2 separate regions of the Homo sapiens genome follow, and region 2 is linked to region 1. Evidence: chromatin loops called from intact Hi-C (ENCODE). Cell type or tissue: K562. All regions are shown on one strand. Each heading gives the region's core, and the rest is flanking DNA. Links, peaks and the distances in the headings are about the cores only.

Region 1 (4,387 bases), core at 97-4,096:
CCTGACCCTGAGGCCTGACCTATAGCTGCTCAGAGGGCAGGTGAGAATGAGAGGCAGGCCGAGGTGGGACAGTACTGTGGCTAGTCCCTATCTCTCTGTGTTACTATGAGTCCCTGCCAGCTGCTCCCACTGTTATTATCTGCAGTATAGTAATAGTCAGCCTTGTCGCGGGCCTGGGCCCCACTAATGGTCATGGTGGCCATGTTCCTTGATTTGGAGCCTAAGAATTGGGCAGAGGTCCCTGAGGGTCACTTGCTGTTATACCAGATTACAAGCACCGAGGCCTGGCCTGGCATCTGCTGGTTCCTAAGTGTATGTTTATCCTGAGTTTATCTCCAGAGCATGTGATCATGGTTGTCAGTCTCAGGGCCACCAAGACTGAGAGCAGCTGTCTCTGTATGTAGGAGGCACAGGCTGAGAGGAGAGGAGAGCAGAGGAGAGGAGAGGAGAGGAGAGGAGAGGAGAGGAGAGGAGAGGAGAGGAGAGGAGGGCTTGAGGATGAAAGGCCCCTTTACAGAAGGTCCCAACCCAGAGCTGAAGTCAGGGTTTGGGAGGCCAATTACAGTGTCATATATTGAGTGGTTTAATGGAGGGTCTTTCACCCTTTGTAAAATGTCTTTTAAAATATTTTCACATTCCTGCCTTATAAATTTTTCACAATTGAAAGAATGTTTCCTCTCTCAATATAAAAATACATTTTTCTCAGTGTTGCTGAAACCTTAACTGGGTAGCAAGATGTGGTTGAGGGGATCCCAGGGTAGGTGGGGACCAAGGATTGGCATTTTATGGCCAATGACACTGTGGTTTGGTTGCCATAATGCATAACTGAGCCAACAAGGAATCAAAATAATCAGACAAGATCGTGGGTGTGGTTTAGGTGGTCCTAGTGTCCCAGACTGGAAGCACGTGAGCAGCCCCCCCCCCTACTTATTTTGTTTTGAATGAGCAGAAAACACCATTTGAGAAAGACTGCGAGGGCTCCTGAGCCTTGGCAGAGGCTCTGTGTGATTGTGGCCACAGAGCTCACCACGAGACTCAAGTTGCTGATATGCTGGATTTCGTCTGAAACACAGTCCCGGGTGGCCATTTTAGGCAGCTCCCCAATCACACGGCAGGGATGTATTTGTGACTTGAGGGATTAGGTTACGAGGGCCAAGTAAGTTGCGTGAAGAGTTGGCCAAACAGACATGACCCAAGCCCTGCACCATGCCTTCCTCTCACCCTACAGCCTTGGCCTCCAGAGTGGCTCCCTGAGATCAGCTGCCTAGTAGGAGGCAATTAGGCTGGGGTTACAGATGTTTCTGCAGGACATGCATCCACCACTGGTGTGAACGGTGCTAGTACTCCACCTGGCCTCTGAGAATCCCTGAACAGCAGTGGTGGAAGAACATTCTCCTTAAAGCAGAATTTTAAGCAGTGTAATTGGCTCATGTCACCTGCAAAGAGATGGGCAGAGGTTCCTAATTCATGGGCTGTGACTCAGGGTCCTGGAATATGGTCAAGGATGTTCAGGAACTTGGGAGAGATACAACAGGAATACTGATCACAAATATGTCAGGGGGAGAGATGTGTGAGTAGACCTCCTCCAGTGGGCAAAAAGCATGAGAATTTTTTTCCATATATAAATACTCACTAAGTCTTCTGTGAAAATGAAGTGATTTTGCTAATCAGGTGAGTAGGGTGACCTGTTCTATGGACACCAGGCAGCCTCCGTCAACCACTCCTGTCATTGTCCAACAGACTCCAAAAAAATGTGGCCATGGTGGCAGGGATAGAGGCTGATAATGGGCTCATCAATGTGAATTTCCACTAACTGGAGCTGGCCTGGCTGAAGCCACTGCTGGGTGACAATCTGTCAACAGCAGAGACCAACACAGGCATCCCTATAGGATGACCTTCTCTGTGGAAAACAGCCAGGGGCCTGCTTGATATTAATTTCATTAGAGCTCTTCCATCATGGGAGAGACAGCTCTTTTTCCTTACTAGCATTGGCATGTACAGAGGATTTGCTTTCATTGACAGCAATGCTTCTGCCAAAACTGTTATCTCTGGATTACAGAATGATGCACCCATCACGATGGTATTCCACAGGAGGTTCTGACCAAGGAACTCGTTTCACCGCAAATAAAGGGCTATGGGCCTTTTCTCCTGGCATTCAAGATTCTTACTCTTGTCCCCAACATTCTGAGACATGTGGCTTATATGAATGGTTTAATGACTGCATGGAGACTCCATTACTGCACCAGGCAAGTGGCAAGTATGTGTAGGGTTGGGCAATGTCTTCCAGGATGGGGCATGTGCTGTGCATCAGTGCCCAATAGATGGTGCTGTTTCTCCCACAGTCAGGATCCACGAGTCCAGAATCAAGGAGTAAATTGTAGTGGCTCCACTCAAAAATGCCTTTAGTGATCCATCAGCAAAAATTTGACATTCTCTCATCCCGACCTCAGGCTCTGTGGGTCTAGAGGTCTTAGGTGCACTGGAGGAATGCTTTCCCAGAGGATACAACAATGACTGCACTGAACTGAGACCTGAGAGTTCCCCACATCCCTCTGGACATGCCTGCATGGATGTCTCCCTGTGTCTGTCTTTCCAGTCAGACCCTCCATCAACAACTCAAACCCCAGGCAAAGAAACACAGGACTGCCAGGCCTGCCAGGCACAAATCCACTGCAGACTGACTCCTTTGCAGCGCCTGCCTGGAGGGCTGGAGGGAAGGGCAGCCTGGGGGTTCAAATTTGGGTGAATTTGGCCAAGCCTGCTCATGGCTTTGTCCACAGTCCTCCTGGGGCAGAAGGAAGGGGATGAAATAGAGGGGGAGGGGTTTATGTTTCACTTCCCTGTCTCCTTGTGTCACTGTGGGATAAGTACCACTGCTGTCTGCTGATAGACAGTAATAGTCAGCCTCGTCTTCTGCCTGGACTCCACTGATGGTCAATGTGACTATTGTCCCTGAGCTGGAGCCAGAGAATCGCTCAGGGATCCCTGAGGGCCTCTCGCTGTCTTTATATATCACCAGCACAGGGAACTGGCCTGGCTTCTGCTGGTACCAATAAGCATATTTTTTTGGCAATGCTTCTCCAGAGCAGGTGATCCTGGCCATCTGTCCTAGGGACACTGACACCGAGGGTGGCTGTGTCAGCTCATAGGAGGCCTCAGAGCCTGCAAGGAAGAACAAGAGAGGGGGCTTGAAGACAAAGGACCCATTTCCAGGAGTCCCACCCAGAGGCTGTGTCTGGGCTTTGCTCAGGATTCAGGTCAGGCTCAACTTGGAATCTGTGGGGACTGAGCCTGGGGAAGGGCCTGGGGTCAGCACCTGTGCAGAGAGTGAGGAGGGGGAGCAGGAGAGGGATCCAGGCCATGGTGAGATTCCCAGAGCTGTGCCTCCTGGACCCACAGAACAGTTGGGCTCCGCAGGCCTCTCTTATTCCCTCTCAGGCTTTCGGGGGCAGTCAGTGTTAAGCGTTTATGCAAATTTACATCCTCTGTGGCTCTTCCTGGAGAGATGTCTCTCAAACCAGCTGTGAGGGCAGCACAGGCAACAGGAGGAACAAGCAGGGTCTCTGGTTAGAAAATCAGCTGCAGCCTTCAAGCCCTGTGATCATAGACCTTTGTGGGAATTAACCTCATGACCACTGTCCCAAACCTCGCTGACCTGGGGTCTGTCCTGGGCCAGGCTCAGCAGAGCTGTGGACCTTCCAGGAGGTTGGCCATGGGGCTGAGCTGGGCTCTGTGGAGAGATCATGATGACACCTGACTCAGCAGCAGGTGGCCCAGGGACCCATGATCTTCCTCCTCCTGGTCCCTCAGACTCAGTCCCCTCTTGTTCATTTCATCTAAATGCTGTGCTGTGTCATTAGGACACTTGCTGATTATTCAGTGGGAATATTTGGGTCATTTAAGCAACCACACACCCCTGTGGAGTCAACATGGCATCTGGTCTCATTTCAGTCGTGGTGCTGCTCCTGCTACATCACCCCTCATTGCCACAAGAGATTAGCAATCAGCACCGTCAACTTGTCTGTTATTTATTCATGTTTTTCTCATCAATATTTTATGTAAACTTGCAAAAAGCAGCAGAAAACCACACTGGACTGAGAATCTAACGTTAGGTCCATGGTCTCTGTAAGGGTCCCAGGGTCATGGTCTCTGCACAGCATGTGAGCTCCAGAGATTGGGTGGTCCCTGGTTACTCCAGCCAGGCCCCTGCTCAGTGTCCTGTCACTGAGCGTGGACAGCACCATGGTCAGAGCTGTGGCCTGAGGCAGGTGAGAAGCCCTGTCCCTCTGAAGAGTGTCTCCTGAAGGAGGCTGGGGATGCCCATCCAGGGCCAGGGTCCCAAATGCCCCACCACACCCACCCGAGACTCCCCTGAGTACAGGAGCTG
Region 2 (4,387 bases), core at 111-4,110, 55 kb after region 1:
TCTCCCTCAGAACCCAGAGCACCTGGCATGCCAGGGCCCTTTTCAGAGAATGGCAGGATGCCATGGGAGCCTGAGCTGGGCAGTTCTGGAAACTGACTCAGGATATTCAGCCCAAGGACTGGCCTTCACCCCCTATGGAAATCCAGAGACCAACTAAGGATGTTGACCTTGGCCTGACCTTCCATTCTGGCCCCATTTCCCCAAATCACAACTGAGTCCCCCAAACCTCAATATATCCTGGTCACCTCTGCCCTAAATTCAGTCTTGATGTCCCCTCTGCAGAGCCTGCCTGGAGGGCCTGTGGAAAGGGCAGCCTGGGGGGTCTCAGATCCAGGTGAATTGGGAAACCCATGCTCATGGCTTTGTCCACAGTCTTCCTGGGCTGGAGGACAAGAGTGACACGTATGGGGAAGGGGTTTGTGTCTCACTTCCCCATCTACCTCTGTCACTGTGGGATGAGGAGTCCTAATGTCCCACATCTTACAGTAATAGCCTCGTCCCCAGCCTGGGCCCTGTTGATGGCCAGGGTGGTCCTGTTCCCTGAGTTTGAGCCAGAGAATCTCAGAGATCCCTGAAGGCCGCCTGCTATCCCCATAGATGACCCACACAGGGGCCTGTCCTGGCTTCTGCTGGTACCATTAAGCACTTTTACTTCCAATACTGTTTTCCCTACAGGTGATCCTAGTCATCTGTCCTGGAGCTACTGACACTGAGGGTGGCTGTGTCAGCTCACAGGAGGTGACAGAGCCTGCAAGAAGGAAAGGGGAGATAAAAAATTTGAAACTGAGAGGCTCAACCCCAGGATATCTTGCTACTTGCCAGGGCTGGAGTGAGCCCCAGGAATAAAAGAGCTCTCAGGGCACCCATGAGCACAGGAGCACAGAGTGGGGGCATTTCAGCCCAACCAGCCCCTCCCCCTGCAGCAGGGTCACGAGCATCCTGCCCACCACACACAGGGCCCTGCTGAGCTCAGACTGATGGCCAGGCTGAACCTGGAGGCCTGGGGCTGGGCAGGTGGGTGAGACCCTGGGGGCAGCACCTGGGCAGTGAGTCAGGAGACCAAGGAAAAGAGGGGCCAGGCCATGGCTGAAGTGCCTCCAATGCTGCTTCTCAAGTCTGAGGCTGGGCAGGCTCCTCCCAGGTCTCTCTTAACCCCTTGTTGGAGAGAACAGCCCGTGATGCCAATCAGCAGAGTCAGGGGCTGCTGCTGGAGGAGCTTTGTGGTTTCCAGAAGGACTCAGCCCCAAGGGACCCAAAGAGGTTAGGGGTGGCCTTGCCCTCCCACCCTTTGCCCACAGGATCTCCTTTATCAATTGATTCCATATTCTCTGCAGACATCTCCACATCACACTGTGCTCAGCCTCATTCCTGGGCTCACTTGGTCACAGCAGAGCTCAGAGGTGACTTTGTATTTCCTAAGGAATATGAAGTCCTTCATATGGGATGATCTTTGATCTGGTCCAGGAGGTGATCATAGAGTCATGCTGGTAACTGTGGAATTATCTGGGGTCCCCAGTCCCCTCCTCCATTCTATCCTGGCTCAGGAGGGCAGTGCTTAATTTTGGTCTAGGCCTCTCAGTGTGTCCTGATCATAAATATTTTATGTTAGAGAGGAGATTTCTGTTGCAGGTCTAAATATATTTTTAGATGTTACTTTCCAGAACCCAATGCAGGTTCCCTCTTCATCTCCACTGTGCAGATGATAACACACACCTTGGAAAGGTGCAGGTCCCACCGCAGGGCACAGCTCCTGAGTGGTAGAGGACAATGGAATTTCTTATTTGTCAAGTGCACACAGAGTGCTGGAAGATCCATGAGGTGATGGAAGTTTCTGCCTTGGCTGCAAGCTCCTGGGTAGGTCATAGCTGCTGTGCCTCAGTATCTCCAGGATGCTGTCAGGATCAGAGACAGATGAGAAGGCGAAGGAAATGTTTGCTCCATGAGAGAATGAGAGGGGGCTGCAAACTCCAAGACCCCCAGAAGTGAATGTTTATTATAACTAAGTTGTCGTCAGTTGTTGGGGAAAATGTATCAATGATTAAGAACTTAAGTCAACTAAAGGTTAATGAGCAACTATTTTGTGACTCACCAGGAAATCAAGAGCCATGATTTGGCAGCTTCCCCAGGAGAGAGTCCGGAAAGACCAGGGACAATGAAAGTGGAGGAGCAGCCAGGAAAGGAGAAGCCACTGTGTCTGCAGGACAGGGGCTCCCAGAGCAAAGGGGAGATAAAGGGGACACCTGTGACCTCAGGGAGGACACTGCACATGGCAGGGACACCATTTTAGCACAACTGGGTGTGTGAGGAGAGGGCACTGTGAGAAGTCAAGTGCCTGGAGCTGTGGCAGAGAAAGAGGCAGCATCTGCAAGAGCTGAAGGTAAAATCCTATTCTAGAATTTCTACATGAGTGTCAAGTACACAAGGACAATACTCTATGAAAATAAAGACCCTTTCATTCCAGGTGTGAGATCATGGTCACTGGCTCCTGCTGCATGTCAGCGTCTCCCTGTCACCCAGGCCCGCCCCATCGCCAGGTGGCTTTGCCAGGTAACTCTCTGCTTCCCCCTGGTGGCCGCTCCACACTGTGGGCTGGGGGCTCAGGGACTTCCTGGGTCTAGGTGTGGATTCAGAACCTGCTGTTCAGGTCCCTGATGCCCTGATCCGAGGACTGCTGGTCCCAGGGGAGGAACACCTCTTCTCTGTGTGGCCCCTGCCTGACTCAAGATCAGGTACAAGGGGCTCAGCTTACCCAATAAAATACAAAAGTATATATGTAGAAACACTGAAATCAAACCCGCATCATATTGGAGAAGAGTAACCTGTAAGAGGCAGTGTTGGGGAAGAGCTGGCTCAACGCCCTGTGGTGAAGAGTCTTTTGTGTGTGGGGATCTGAGAGGACAGCAGAAACCTGAGGGAACCCGGGACTCAGATCAGTCCGTGTCTGATGTGATAGCGTCTTGTAAATGAAGAGCAAGGGGCAGATGTGTGGTGCAGTCAGGTGTAAGAAGGAGAATTTCCTGTTTATGCTCAGGTGATCTGTGAGGGGCTGGGCACACACACTCCTTGGTGGTCTACAGGATGCAGCTGCTGATGCTGGAACTAATTAGACACAGGTGGGCTCAGGCAGGCCCTTCAACTGTCCCTGCTTACCTGGGGCTGGAGCCACTAGGGGGTGGTGGCTAAACTGCTTCAGCCGTCCTCCCAGTGCCCGCCTTGCAGCCTTGGGGAAATTAAGCTTCTGTCACTTCCATTGATCCTGGGTCATGCTCAATGCACCCAGAACAAACAGATTGACCATTTACTGGAAAGTTCTCTGGGAGCTCCCCACTTAACTCAGCCATGAAGAGCGCATGATGGGGCACCCCTTTCAGGGGCCAACTTGTTGTTCCCAGGCTCTTACCCCAGAGGAAGACAAAGCCCTTGGCATAGCTGGGGTGTCTGCTGTACTGGTGGGTAGGTGTCTGCAGAGAACAGGTTTCCTTGAATGTCACCATTCTTCACACACCTTCACATGTGACAGCAATGCATCAGTAACATTTTTTGACTCATCAATCTTGATAGAGAAGCAGCTGTTTGCCAGGTTATTACACAAAAACCTTTGTGCAACATTTGCTGTGCCTTCCATGTGCTGACTCATCACATGTGGCAGTGTGGTCTTTCCCATGCCCCTTCCTGCTCCTGGTACAGGCCTTGTTCCTTCCACACCATGGCATCACTAGTTCCTCACCAACCCTGTTTTGTTCCTGCTCTCGGCAAAGCCTTCTGCTACTAATTAACCTGCTTCCTCAGCCTGTTCTCTCAAAGTCACTTTGTGTACCAGAGTTTTGACCTCAGTTTACTGTGAGGGTCAATGGCTGTTAAAAATCATCCTCTCCTTCACCTGTGTAATGGCCGTGATTGGCAGTGAAGGGCTTCTTCTTACAGAGCACCTGCTGAGTGCTAGTGTCTGGTTGGTGGAGATTCAGTGCTGGAAATTCCATCTGCAGAATAAACAGTTCCCTCAACTTCTAAATCCATCGATAGGTCCTGCCCACACACACACATCGGTGGGCAGGGCCATCATCAGCTGCTGTCTTCCTTCTATCAACTCAGTGCCCAAAAGTCATAATACCCTTCACCTTGATGGTGAAAACATCAAATGGACTCATCACTTGAGCAAGGTCCTACTGCACGCAATGAACCTGGTCCAACGGTGCATGAGAAACTTGAGCTTTTCTTGTGGAACTTTTGGTAAAGTGTTTCATAAGCCTTGGGTTGCAAGCAATACTGTTTGAAAAATGTTGGATCAGAGAGAAATAGCAACCAAGTATCAGCATGGGAAACTTAAGCGTCCTGGCTGGGAAGGAAATTAAACAACTGTAAGAGACATTCTTGTGCAATTGGGAAA

Evidence for each region. Peaks named below come from ENCODE experiments on the same cell type or tissue, not always from the same donor. Only the 100,000 strongest peaks of a DNase experiment are listed, where the experiment ranks them.
Region 2: it touches region 1 in a loop (2.8-fold over the local background); 7 of 110 quality-filtered maps call a loop at or near these places.

What each region holds. Positions count from the first base shown.
Region 1 is chr22:22,746,396-22,750,782 of GRCh38, reverse strand. It overlaps IGL and IGLV3-16. Among named protein-coding and RNA genes, the nearest start is that of LL22NC03-102D1.18, 37 kb to the right of the region's middle. RefSeq lists an enhancer at 4,101-4,387. In K562, for the core only: no CTCF peak of the experiment used is centred there; DNase peaks (open chromatin) are centred at 406, 952, 1,252, 2,282 and 1 weaker place; H3K27me3 peaks cover 83 bases.
Region 2 is chr22:22,691,137-22,695,523 of GRCh38, reverse strand. It overlaps LOC112267890 (a long non-coding RNA gene), which reads left to right and starts at 1,510. Exons shown (of 3, transcript XR_001755447.1): 1 at 1,510-1,854; 2 at 2,093-2,377; 3 at 2,447-2,768. It also overlaps IGL and the pseudogene IGLV3-24. RefSeq lists an enhancer at 2,649-2,698. In K562, for the core only: no CTCF peak of the experiment used is centred there; DNase peaks (open chromatin) are centred at 2,553 and 3,187; H3K27me3 peaks cover 859 bases.